Regions from separate parts of the Homo sapiens genome. Here region 2 is linked to region 1. The links are chromatin contacts, found by Hi-C or POLR2A ChIA-PET in ENCODE. All regions are on one chromosome and are shown on one strand. Each heading gives the region's core, a stretch centred on a gene start or an enhancer-like site at or near the end of the contact. The rest is flanking DNA. Distances are from core to core; before and after follow the strand shown. Region 1 holds the start of LINC01096 (long intergenic non-protein coding RNA 1096). Region 2 holds the start of FBXL5 (F-box and leucine rich repeat protein 5).

Region 1 (3,525 bases), core at 707-3,206:
TTTTTGCTCTTTAAAAAATAAGAAATGCATTGTATTATGTAATAGTAGGAACCAAGCTAAGAAACACAAATATTGTGGGTATATAAAAACATTTTAAAATGTGTTATTCCTTTTTTAATATAAAATTTGCTCAATTAACGTACTTCACTGTTTTCCATAAACTTTACCAGAGAGTTAACACCAAATACACAAACTTGAACCATTAAATACATTTAAAGGACTATGATTTTAATTTATTAAATTGCTAGGATTGGTAGTTTTGGTGTCATTAAAATAAATAACATCTCCCCTTGTTGCTTTCTTTTTGGTTGTTCTTTTTCTGCACCGCAGAAGGAAATACACTGACTATTCATAGTTCTCAGTCTCAGAATGAGGTTTTGCAGCATCTATACTTTTCAGCATTTCGGTTACATGATGCTTTCTTGCTTTGTGCAAACCTTGTAGGGTACCTGGGAAAAAACATCCACTTGAGGTCATTGCCCTTTACAGCTCTTTACAATTACATCAGTTTTGAAGGAACGCCATTTAAATTTGGTGTCAGTGCTCAGCAAGTGTAAGGACGCAGAGTGGAACAGCAGAATGCTTACAGTCTTTCAAAAACAGTGTGTCCTCTCCTCCCCCGCTGTATTATTTAAATTACCGTTCTCCTCACTTCGGGCAGGGATGTTGGGAATTATGTATAGTGAGGAGATTGACACTGGTTGCCTGGAAGGTAGGGGACGGGCAGGTATGGGTTTGGTGTCCCGTACAGCGATCGCTTTGTGGGTTTAGTACTTGGTGCTGACAAATAATGGAGTGAGATCCGAACATAAAGGCAGGCAGAGATGTTTTGGGGCTGAATCACCGAATACTAGAGTAGGTTTGGGGCTACGTAAAGACTTGCTTGAAAACAACTACCATTTAGTTGCGAATCCCTCCCCTCTTCCCTTTGATTCGATGTTTAAAAAGAATCCCAAATCACAGTTGGACATACTCCTGCCACAGCCTTGGGCAGAAGTCTTCAAAGCATGAAAAGATGTGGTTTGGCGACTTTGAGTTGTCGGGTATTTTTGTGTCCCAGGAGTGTGAGAAAGGGGCTACGTTCCGCGTCTTCCGGAGGCGCACAGCAAGGGAGTCTCCTGGTGTCATCTCGGGCCATTACGGCGCTTAGTCGATCATTAGGTCTGTGGGTGACTGTAGGCAGAGCCGGGAGTTGGGTGCTTGGCGCGGAGGGTGAACTCGCGGGTCTTGAGCTGCAACTAGAAGCTGCTCCTAGCAAGGGGTCGGGTGGAGATGAAAAGACTGTGGGGAAGGGGAGGTGGTTGTATGCCCAGAGATATCCCGGCGTAACTACGGAGTCCAGGCCCAGAGTGGCGGTGTGTGGCGAAGGCGCAGCAGGCCTGCGCCTGTCGGAGGACGGCAGATCTGGACGCGACCGCGCGGGCGTGCCTGGGTCCCGCTTCCTGCCCATCGAGGGCGACTTCCTTCGGGCTCAGCTGTGAGCTCCAGGAACTCTGCAACCTCCCGACGGGCGCCACGCTCCGGCTTGGGCCGGCCCGGGAGTTGGCGGAGCTGCGCGGCCCGGCCGGGCGGCCGGTGAGGCTTTCGAGAGGCACCGGGCTCGCTCAGCGTCCGCGCCTCTCTACCCCGCCGCGCCCCCTCCGCGCCCACGGGCCCATTTTTTCCTAGTCTTCTGCCTCTCTTCCTTCTTCCTCCCTCCCCTCCTCCTCCACACCTTTGTCTTCTTCCTCCTCCCTCCTCCTGCTTCTCCTCCGCAGTTTGGATCCTACGGGCCCCCTACGTGCCGCGCCCTTCGGTCCCCGGAACCGCCCGGGCTGGGGGTGCTGCTGCGCGGTGAGACTTCCGCGGGCGGCGGGCGGAGAGCGGGATTTGACTGCGAAAGCCAAGGGGGCGGGGAAGGGGAAGCCCCGGCCCTCGGGGGCGCGCAGTAAACTGCTGCACACGTGCCCGCGCTCCCGAGGGGGGCGCCCAGTGGGCTCGGGATTTCCTGGCTGCGCCACCGCGCGCCTCGCCCCCGACGCCCGCCACCTGTGCCCTGGGCCGCCTTCCCTGACGCCAGCGGCCGGAGGTCGCGCGCGCCGGGTGCTGCCCAGCAACGAAAGGCCATGCGGGGTTCGTCCCTCAGATGCCGGTGACCTTGATTGAAGTCACCTGCCTTCTCTAGCTTCCAGTCCTTTAAAACGAGGGTTTGGACCCGGTGCCTTCTGAACCCGGTGCTTCACTGAGTGAGCAAGTGAAGGGTGTGTGTGTGTGTTTGGGGTGGGGGCGGGGGCGAGGGGAGGGAGGGGCAGCGTTGCCGGCTCCCCAGAGCCAGGTCCAGGCAGAGGTCGCGCCCAGCACTGACCGTCGGTCCCAATCCGCAGACTCCCGAGGGCGATCCAAACCGCCTAAGCATCCCAAGCGTCCAGCACCCGCGCCTGCGTTCCTGAGTAATCCAGCGCCCTGCAGCGTTTTTCATGCACACGATCAAAATATATCAGACTGCAGAGAGAGGCTGTATTGTAACTGGCCAGCTTATAATACTATAAATAATAATATAAAAGGTAGTTTTATATTTTAACAAATATTGCTCACTGACAGTGTGCCAGGAACCAAAGCCTATTGTTTCATTGAATGTACACACCCCTGGGATTGGAATGAGTAGAAAACATTGTTATGCCCGTTTTACAGATGAAGAAACTGAGACTCCTGACTATCAGTAAGTGGCTGTCAGGATTTAAATCAGGCTTTGTCTGATGTCAAATCCAGTTGGATTTTCTACTCTAATCGGCTTTTCTCATTAACCTTATTAATTGTTTCCCATCATAGACCTTACCCATTTTTAATTGCTTATTCATTGGAAAAGGAGCTTCGTTCGGATTTAAGGTAATCAAAGAAAAAATTTAGTCAGACAAATCTAATGACTTTTTTTCTGTTCCACGCATTTGAAAACAAATCACACCAAGGCCTGCGGATCTGAACGTAAACCTCGTTGTGTAGAAAGAAGGAAACACACCATTTTATTATAATCAACAAACTAAACCGTGTGTAGAGGGAGACAGCCAGGTGATGGAAACTCATTAGGTTCAGAAACCAGATTGTGCGCGCGGTTCTGAGACGTAGCCAAGCGACCTCACGCAAGACCCTCTTTGGGGCTTAGTTTTCTTACCTAAAAAGCCAGGGTTGGAGATCACCCCTCAGGGTGTTAAAAAGACGTGCCAGCCTCGAACCCTCCTGGGTATGGTGGAGGACGAGCGCCACCTAGCGGGCATCCCTCTAGGGTTGTGCGTACTTTTATGGGGAGGTACTGGAATAAGTAGTACACGAAACGGACTGTTTTGCTTCTAGTTTCGTGTACACAGCCTCGCGCTGCCAGAGATCTAACAGCGGAGATGTTTCATTTTAAAAACTCACCCAGGCACGATCAACACCTCCATTGAAGACTCACCTCGCTCCAGGGCCAAGGGGAAGGGACTGGAGCAGGACGCGGGCGTGTTGGGATCGGTTTCAGAACGGAGGCCACAGCAAGCCCCTGGCCCACCTCCT
Region 2 (3,344 bases), core at 489-2,988, 2.1 Mb after region 1:
CTTCCACTTTCGATTTTTGAGACCATTTTTTTTTTCTTTCCTGCTATTAAAGAATGGTGTCTGAATGAACGATATTCAAAAGCCAGAGAGGATAAAAACACTATAATACTGCTAAGTAAAAAATTCAGGGATATACCCTCTTGCTTAATGGCTTAACCATTCCTCATGCTTCTCCTAGATGAGTGGTTCTCACCCTCAGCTGCATACTGCACTCAAATGGAGAGCTTTAATCATTTATACCTGATGTCTGGGTGAAATCCTAATTTTAGTGACCTAGACATCAGGACTTCTAATAGTTTTTAGTTTAAGGCTAATAAGCAACCAAGGTTGCAAACCATTGTCCTAGACAGTCCTGGTGTTTCCAACTCATGTGAACTGGGTGTTTCTAAATTTTCAGAATGGAGGGAGGGAGAAGATGGAGTGCTAAGATTTGAAATTCAACGTCACTGCTTTAAATTGCTGGTCTTGAGTGTGGCCTAACAGTGAATACCCTGGGCATCCTCCAATCGCCTGGCTGAGCTATGAAACACCCCTCTTTTCTGTAGACAATGGTTCTGCATAATGCTATGCAATTTCTGAGAATTCCTAAAAGTTGATTTCTATGCTTAAACAGTAGTCATTTGAATGCTTTATTTAGTTGGATCATTTCCACAAGAAACGGGACTGCCTGAGGTTTGCAGATATCCATGACTTTCCCCAACATAAACTGACAAATACGTGGAATGTTAATATTGTTTTAAAATCACTAGCAAAGGGCCCTGAACCATCTCCACAAAAGTGCCTCTTCAGCTTATGCTGCACCAATTATGGGCCCAAAATGGTTCTCACAGTTAAACCAACTTTTCCTGAGGCCCCCTTTATTCGAGCTCATATAAAGAAATCCAAGAGAGAATTGCTGTCTTATAACAAAATCTACATCCAGTAAGTGTTCAGGGCAATAAAAGTTGCAAGGAAAACGATAACGACACATGAAGAGTGAAGGTTCTTCAGTTCTAAACTTGGCTTTTCTCCCAAATCAAACCAGTGAAGAAAGCCGGGGGTAAAAGGAACCGGGTAGCTGGGAGACGCTGCAGTTCCAGCCAGGAAGCCAGCGAGAGGTGCAGAGGATGGGTGGGTGTCTGCACGGAGAGCCCCGAACAGGCCCGGGGGAGTGACGGGGGACGGGAACAACTACTCGGTGCAGATGGGAGTCCACCGCAGGTGGCCGGCCGGGGCACCCAGGGCTTCGAGGAGGTAGGGCCGCTCTCCTTAGAGGCAGCAGCGGGAGTCCCAGCGCGGCGGTGGGGCCGGCCCGAGGGCGGCCAGTGACGCCGGTAGCGCCCCTCCTCAGCCGCCAGGCCCTCGGCAGGGGACGCCGCCCGCCCCGAGAGCACGTCCGAGGCGGCGGCCAGGCCGGCTCTGCGAAGGCCTCGCAGCGGGCGGGCAGGCTGCGGGAGCGGGCGGCGCTGACAGCTGCGCAGGCGGCTACTCGCGCGGCGACGGCACGGGGCTGCGGGCGCGGCGCAGGCCAGGCCGCCCCAAGAACCCAGCCCGCTCCCCATCGCCGCCCGCACCGCCCACAGCGGGAGGCTCAGCGCTCCGTTACCTTGTCGCAGTAGAGCCCCACCAGCTGCTTCATCCGCCAGTGTGGGGCGGTGAAGACGTCCACTTCTTCAGGAAAGGGCGCCATCGCCACTGCCTCAGCCTCCGCCTCAGCAGCCGCGGCCGCCGCCTCTCCATAGACACCCTCGCCGCGGGGCAGAGGCGGCGCGCCCCCTTGCGCATGCGCCCGCCCCGTCGGCGCGCGCGCCCGGTCGGCTTGGCCGGCGGGGACGCGGGGGCGCGCAGGCCGCCGCCATGCGATCCCTGCGGCCCACGTGACCGGGCGCGCGCAGAGGCTCGCGGCTTCTGCCTCCCGCCCCCACTCTTTTCGTTTTTTGTCGTCTTCATAAGCCGCAGAAGGAACCCAAACCTTTTCCCTGTTTCTTTCACTACATGAAAGCACAGTAGCTGAGGGTAGGGGAAAGTCGTTGCAGTGGCGCTCTCGGCGCTTCTCCCGTTGCTGCCCTGCCCACCACGGCCTTGAGGAGAGGCAGCCAAGCACAATGGCCGCGGTCAGGGCCGCGAGCTCTGCTTGTGCCCACGCCCCGACGCCTGCTTGGCCTGGGTGACCAATGCTTCTGGCCAGGACCTCCGGAGCTGCCCTTCGCCTCCCTGCGATTGGCCCGTGCCAGATTTTTCCTGGGGCCGAGCGCAGACCACCCCGGCCGCCACTCAAAGGCCGGGCCTGGCTCCCACCCAGCGGTTGGTGAACCAGAGCTGCGGGCTCTGAGAGCTTCGGTCCCGGGCGGCAGCCCACAGCGGGCGCGGGGCCTGGGTGCGAGGGGCGGGGCAGAGACCGCGAGAGAGAGTTCTCGTGAAATTCGGGAGACTCAACGTGGGGGAAAAACAGTATCTGGGGATCCAGGTGCGGAAATGCACCTCAAGTGCAGGAACGCGGGTCAGGGATAGGCCCGACGGGCCTTGGGGGTGGGGAGAAGGGTGAATAATGGAAGGTTGGTGCGGGAAAGAACCTTGGTACAAATCCCGCCATTTTAAGCGGAGGTTCGGAGAGAAAACAAGGTCACTAACCCAGGAAAATGTCTGCCTCTTTCCCATAAATCGCCTGGCCCTGGCCACAGACCTCCTGGAGACTCTGTTCTCTGCTCACGCCGGTCAGTCTTAGATTGGTTGGCTGGAGTACTGCTGGACAGATAGAGAAATAGGAGAAAACAGGGAAGCCTGAGAACCTTGGGAGGAATTGTTATTTGCTTAATGGCCAGAACCTCCAGGAGGGCAAGAACCAGATATGCTGTGTTCACCCTTGTTCTCTATTATCTATCACAGTTGCAAGACAACATGGGGATCAGTAAATAGTCAACAAATAATGGAGTAGAAGAAGGTGAGAAAGAACTTTGCAGTGGAATGCACCCTATTTAGTTCTAATCTTATATTACTATATGCTATTATAGACAGTGTGAACAGTGGTTAAACCACAGACTCTGGAAGTTAAGATTCCTGGTTTTGCCAGACACTAGCTATACAACCGTTAACAAGCTATATGACTTCTTTATGCCTCAGTTTGCTCTGACATGAAATGAAGCTAATAATACCTACCTCAGAATCTTTATGAGGATTTATATATTTGAAGCACTTATAACAGTACCGTCTGTAAGCTAGTAATACTTTTTTAAAGCAACTCTATGAGGTAGTGCTGCAGGAAATTAAGTCTTCAAGACATTCTAGTAGTTGCCTAGGGTCCCACAAATTAGTAAGTCAAAAATCTGTCATATAAATCTGGATCTGACAGTACCCCCAGAGTCATT

What was found. Hi-C counts contacts between places; a loop is a spot of excess contacts on that map. ChIA-PET counts read pairs that join two places held with the same protein, here RNA polymerase II (POLR2A). Pooled maps may share reads with other maps.
Region 2: a loop to region 1 is called in a pooled map, with 2.5 times the contacts of the local background. The contact joins the promoter of FBXL5 here to the promoter of LINC01096 in region 1. A Hi-C loop is called at or near these places in 2 of 50 pooled maps. POLR2A ChIA-PET finds 5 or more read pairs at or near these places in 2 of 52 experiments (B cell and CD4-positive, alpha-beta T cell).

Annotation. Positions count from the first base shown.
Region 1 is chr4:13,545,868-13,549,392 of GRCh38, forward strand. It overlaps LINC01096 (long intergenic non-protein coding RNA 1096), which reads right to left and starts at 1,957. Exons shown (of 1, transcript NR_015450.1): 1 at 209-1,957. It also overlaps a transcript of NKX3-2 not described here. RefSeq lists enhancers at 767-1,267, 1,268-1,768, 3,138-3,432 and silencers at 1,484-1,603, 1,794-2,093.
Region 2 is chr4:15,653,619-15,656,962 of GRCh38, forward strand. It overlaps FBXL5 (F-box and leucine rich repeat protein 5), which reads right to left and starts at 1,739. Exons shown (of 11, transcript NM_012161.4): 1 at 1,586-1,739. The coding sequence starts at 1,669. It also overlaps a transcript of FAM200B not described here. RefSeq lists silencers at 1,174-1,393, 1,424-1,493, 1,632-1,809, 1,734-1,843 and an enhancer at 2,144-2,263.